Linked DNA regions of Mus musculus: region 1 is linked to region 2. Evidence: chromatin loops called from intact Hi-C (ENCODE). Cell type or tissue: left cerebral cortex. All regions are shown on one strand. Links, peaks and the distances in the headings refer to the core of each region. The heading gives the core; the rest is flanking DNA.

Evidence for each region. Hi-C counts contacts between places; a loop is a spot of excess contacts. Peaks named below come from ENCODE experiments on the same cell type or tissue, not always from the same donor. Only the 100,000 strongest peaks of a DNase experiment are listed, where the experiment ranks them.
Region 1: a loop joins it to region 2, with 2.4 times the contacts of the local background. A loop is called at or near these places in 3 of 42 quality-filtered maps.

What each region holds. Positions count from the first base shown.
Region 1 is chr9:99,769,515-99,772,425 of GRCm38, reverse strand. No RefSeq gene overlaps it. Among named protein-coding and RNA genes, the nearest start is that of Gm23949, 20 kb to the right of the region's middle. In left cerebral cortex, for the core only: no CTCF peak of the experiment used is centred there; a DNase peak (open chromatin) is centred at 1,551.
Region 2 is chr9:100,445,335-100,448,245 of GRCm38, reverse strand. No RefSeq gene overlaps it. Among named protein-coding and RNA genes, the nearest start is that of Gm28166, 3.2 kb to the left of the region's middle. In left cerebral cortex, for the core only: CTCF peaks have their summits at 1,641 (motif pointing right) and 2,178; a DNase peak (open chromatin) is centred at 1,696; H3K4me3 peaks cover 621 bases.

The sequences.
Region 1 (2,911 bases), core at 228-2,727, 680 kb after region 2:
TATTCAAATTGATTCTATGAAAAATACTATTCGCACGAAGTAAAAAGACGCATTACAAGAAAAACATAAATTGTTAAAATGTCAAATGACTGCTTGGCTTATTTTTACTTTACTTCTGAGACAGAGTTGTGATTAAAGACTGGAGTGAAATGTTTTAAATGAAAACAAAAATAAGAATATTTAACTGGCAAGAAATGAGAAAGGCAGCTTGGTAGAAAATATCGGAGAGGCCCTCCATTTGGTCAAGAGCATAAATGGCTCAGGTATTGAGACTAGGCCTGTTCTGCTTGCATTACCAAAGGGATACAGAGCATACGTGCAAGGGTAGAGATCAACTTCCTGACCACAGGGCAGGCTGCAGACAGAGGCTAGGCATCCTTAAGTAAACTAGCAGACTGGGTGGAAGAAAAATCGCAACCACTCTCTGTTGGCCGGTTTTTATTGTCGTTCTTATTCACGTGTCTGGATGTTTTGTCTGCAGATAAGAATGTGCACCCTGTGCATGGTGCACATGGAGGTAAAAGAGGGAGTTGAATGCCCCAGAACTGGAGTTACAGATGTTGGGAGCTGCTACATGTGTGCTAGAAACCAAACATGGGTCTTCTCTGCAAGAGAAGTGCTCCTGACCATGTGTTGATCCATCTCTCCAGCCCTTCTTTCATGGACTTTTGATGTTTCCCATTTAATTATACAATTGTCCTTAACTAAACACTACTATTACCTCTGTTTTAAACTCAGGAAAAGCAAGACCTTGGAAGAACATATAAGTTGCATAGAGATGCTAAGGTACTAAGATCGAAGGTACTAAGAAATAAAGCTGAAATTCAGACCCAGAATGCTCTGCTCCAGACCAATGCTGTCTGGCTTCTTTAGTAGCCACATGTGAACTCAAGAAGAAAGCCTGCTTCAGCTCACCCTACACAGTAACTGTGGTCGCCTGCTTCAATAAATGGCCCTCTCTTTACAATGGAGTGGGCAGTAATTGAAAAGAAAATCATTATAATCTCCCAAGTGATCATGACCATGGACAGAGCCATTCTTTCTAGACTTGGAGTTAGAATAAAGGGCCTATCATCCAACTTCTCTGCTTCACAGAAAATAAGGGGCTCTTGAGTGTTAGCATGTTGTCTTAAAAGAGAACTGTGCCCACAGTGACCAGACACCTTGAAAAGAATTTAACCAAGTCAGTCACTGAAAAGCTCACCTACATTCCCCCAGGTCACTAGCAGTGTGATTAAGGGATCCAGGGGGGTCTTTCATTTGTCCCCTCTATCTCACTCTTCTTTTTCATTTGAAAAATTGTAAGTTCTCTATGGGGTTTCCTGAATCTGGATCCAAGGCTGAAATTTCCTTTCACTTCAGACTCACACAGAGAGAGGAATAGAGATGAGAATGAGGAAAACAAAATTCTATTTTTCTGAACCAGCAATGTTTACACCCAAGGCTCAGCGGAGACACAAGAGACAAAGTTCTTTTGTCTGTGCAACAATAGCCCCCGGGGAGCTGGTGCCGTCCTGCTGGGCAAGGTTGCCGCGCCAGCCCCATTGTGTAAGATGTGAGTGAGTGTGTCGATGCTTCTGCCGCCAGAGACTGTTGTGTGCTCAGAACAGTGCCCATTGTGCCCATCTTGCAAGAAGGACTTGGGCTCACCGATGGAAAACACTCACTGTCACTGTCCCCTAACCTCCGCTTTGCCATCCAAATCTCACGTTATGGATATAATCCAGACCTCTGTCATTTGAGGTCCTCTTGCCCTGTACTTCTGAAACAAAAGCTATTATACTGCACCATGAAAAAAAAAAAAAAAAACGTGGACGTGCAGACATAAAGGGGCCTGGAACACCAGCCTCCAAGGGAGCTCCATTTAAAGTTTTAAAATCAAGGAAAACAAAACACTTCCGATTAAAAAACAAGCTTCCATGCCTTTGAGCGCGCACGCACACACACACACAGGTGCATTCATGAGAACATTTCATCAAAATGCTCAGGACAAGAGAGAGTGACCTGTCCTTGCTTTCAGACGCAGAGAGGTGTAGTTGGAGAAGAGGGCCAGACAAGAAGGAAGCCTGAGCTTGCTGAACAAGGCTCGTTCCAATTAATGGGCTCTAACACAGGCAGAAAGGGCACACTTTAACTAAGACACATGGCAGGCAGAGAATATAATCTCTGCACAAATGAAGGGTGCAACCCCACTTTCTTAAAACAGCTTCTCACACCTCTAAAACAAACACAACCAAAAGCAGGTCATATTTTCCTCCCAGTAAGGGAGGCTCTGTGTTCTCCACAAACACCCAGGACACCACCCTGGCAAAGTGGTAGCTATACTGGGTTTGTCATTTAACTCTCTAAGAATCTCAAGGTATTTTGAAAACATAGGGGGTGGGGACTAGGTGCAGGAAATAACACGTTCCTCAAGTCCAAAATGACTCTGAGAAATCACTTGAGGCTCACTCCAGGTTTTAGCATCACATTCTCTGCCTGCAGGACCCAGGGAGAAAAGATGCAGCATCTTCTTAAAGCCATCCAATGCTAAGCATCACACGTCTCCCCAGCCACCCATTCTTAGACCAAAATGTATGTCTACTGCTTTCCTCTTGCAATCCTTCCACCTAGGAACCCTTCCTGCTTGCATACCCTTGCCACCTTCTTCTCATTGTCTATCCAGTTCCTATTTCACAACTGATCTTTAACACACACCCTTCCGTCAAACTCCAGCAGTGGATGAGTGAGGAAACCCCTTCCCTACAGGCATCTGCCTTGCTCTTACTGCAGACATCATCAGATGGTCTTGGAACCTTTCTCGGTGGCATTGGGAGCTGCCAACAAGATGCCCTTTGGTTAATTGGAATTCATGCTAATTCTGTGACCTATCACAGGGATAGAGGGGTGGCTCTGCATCTTGAAGATGAAA
Region 2 (2,911 bases), core at 291-2,790:
TGAGCTGTACCCTTGGCACAGGGGCTTCCGAGCCCGTTGGAGGGCAGACGAGACCTCAGTGCTCGCACCTGCGGTTTGTATCTAGTCTCTCAGGCATCAGGCCCAGAGCACTGAGGTTTTTCAGGCTATTGAACGAGTCTTCCCTGCATCAACTGCCTGGAAAGAAGCAGCCGGGACAGGAAGGAATGGATTTCTGCTAAAGTCACACAACCATGAAGTCCTCCCATCACCCAGGGAAAACCATGCCATCCCAAAATGGGTTTGTCTACTCTGTCTGAGAAAGGACTGTAGTCATCCTACTGAGACTAAGATGTGAGCACACACCAAGTCTCCTCGGCAGCAGACTCCAAACTGAGAGGAGTGACAGCCTCGGCTTGGCTCCCCTCTCTCTTCCTCCCCTCCCCACCTCTTCCCACTTCTCACAGGAAACCACATTCTTTGTACTAAGAATGAATAAAGAGCGGGGGAGACAGCTCTATCAGCACGCACGAGGGTCTGCGTTTGATCCCTAGAACCCATGTGCACACATGGAATCCCCATGTTGGGGAGGTGGAGACAAGTAGAGGCCTGGCAGCCTCGTCTGCTTGGTGAATTCCATGCCAGCCAGGGACTCTGTCTCAATAAAAGGGTGGATAACTCCTGAGGAATGACACAAAAGTGCATGTACTCTAACACATGCGTGTGCGCACCCACCAGGCAAGCTGGTGGAGGACGGAGTCACGAAATAGCAAAAGCTCTCTTTTGTGGACTTGAATCTTGTTGCATGGAATGTGTTATGTTAGGTATATACATTTATTTATACAGCATGCCAGGATCTGCTATCCTAAATATTGCTGCAATGACATTCCCTCTGTCTCTGTCTTTCTCTCTTCTCTTCTCTTCTCTTCTCTTCTCTTCTCTTCTCTTCTCTTCTCTTCTCTTCTCTTCTCTTCTCTTCTCTTCTCTCCCTTCTCCTCCCCCTTTCCTCCCTCCCCATCTTTCTTTGTTTCTTTTTCTCTCTTTCTTCTTCTTCTGTAGCTCAGGCTAACTTTGAAATGGTGTTCCTGGCACCTCAGCTTCTCCAAGTGCTGGGATTACAGCTGTGCACCACCATGTCTGGCCTGCATTGTCTCTCTCTCTCTCTCTCTCTCTCTCTCTCTCTCTCTCTCTCTCTCTCTCTCTCTCTCTCTTAAAATTTGATATGGGGTCTTTATTTATAGTCCAGGCTTGCCTGACACTCATGACAGTCCTCCTGCTTCAGCCTTCCAAGGCTGGGATTACAGATGTGTGTCTCTATGCTTGGCTTGCAAAGGCCTTTACACAGTCATGTATGTGTGGAATGAGAGCATGTGTGTTGTCTCATTGGGTCTCATTTGCCTCTCCAGTCTGTCCCTCTGTTTTCTTTTCTTTGTGACCCAGCTTTTTTTTCCTGACATGGATGGCTAGGACTTCAATTCTCCTTCGATATCTCCTTCCCTTTTCCAAGTTAAAATATTTAACCATGATGTTATGGTTCATAGATCCTCAAAGAAATAGTGAAAGCAAAATTTTTTTCTTCCCTCTGTCCTCCTTTTGAATATTTGTAAATTACCTGTATTAGCAATATTTGGCTTTTTCCAAAGCAGCTTTGGAGGGTGCGCCAGAGCCAGCTGTCATTCCAGCGGTTGCCACTAGGTGTCAATAGAGGCCGTGGTAGTCGGTTCAGGACCATCGGTTGATTTGGTTGGGTCCCTGCGGATTTTCTGAGTCCTCTCCTGTAAAATAACAAATGTCCGTGGTGCAGAGCACTTTCCTCAGGAAGTACTCTAGGGAGCCCGGGAGTTTGCATACGAAGGCGAGGAGCACGAGGCTCCTACTAATGATATTCCATGCCGACCGCAGTCGCTCCTAGGCAGGGCCTGGCTCTCCTAGCTTTGATGTATGAGATTATTACTGAGTAGTATGGTGGCCAAGCGATGCTCTGTGGGCAGGCTGAGGACGCGAGTCCTGCGTGGGCTGCAGAAATGTCGCTGCAGAGCACGGACCCGGTGGAGGAACCGAATGTACAGCCTGGACCCGGGCAGGACTGGAGGGCGGACACTCTCAGTGTGTGCTCAGCGCCACCTTCCTGGACGCCAACGCCAACGCCAACGCCAACGCGGGTGAATGTTGGCTGCGCCCTCCAGGGGTTGCAATGGGGGTTGTCACTGCAACTTATAAACAGACTCCAGGCATCTTTCATCTTCTTAAAAAAAGTTCTGGCCAAATTCCTCCACTCTCCACTCAGGGCTGCAATGCTTTGCTTCTAAAATTTTCCTCTTACATTAGGATGGCATCACCAGCTTGGGTCTGTCCGTAGCTATTTTCTCCTAATTAAAACATTCCCTCCTGGAGGGAATGAGAAGCAAAAGACTTAGAAAGCTGGCCAAATTTACAAGAGTGAGGGAGCCCAGAAAATAAGATCCACAAGGTCCCAGCTCAAGGTTGTAAGTTTCAGTAAACAGTTGCCAGGAGAACCAGAGAGCTTCCTTGAGGCTGTCTGTAAGCTGTGCAGAGAACTAGCGTGGTTGCAGCCTTTGTGAGCTGCTGCCCATACTCGGTGGGCTTTCCCATAATGTAGCTGCTTTGGAGTTCTACCTGCCCTTCTAAGAGACTCCTCCCTGTGCTCCTGCGAGGAACCCTGATAAACTCTCTGGTCCACCAAGTTGGACTTCACTCGAATCATTATTTTGGTTTTCCATCTGTTTCTGGGGTGAATAGACATTTATATTATGGTTCCTCAGGAAAAACTCACACGATGCAATGTGTGTACGTGTGTGCGTGTGTGTGTGGGGGGGGTAGAGAGAGACAGAGAGACAGAGAAACAGTGACTGAGAGGCAGAGAGGAGAGGAGAGGAGAGGAGAGGAGAGGAGAGGAGAGGAGAGGAGAGGAGAGGAGAGGAGAGGAGAGGAG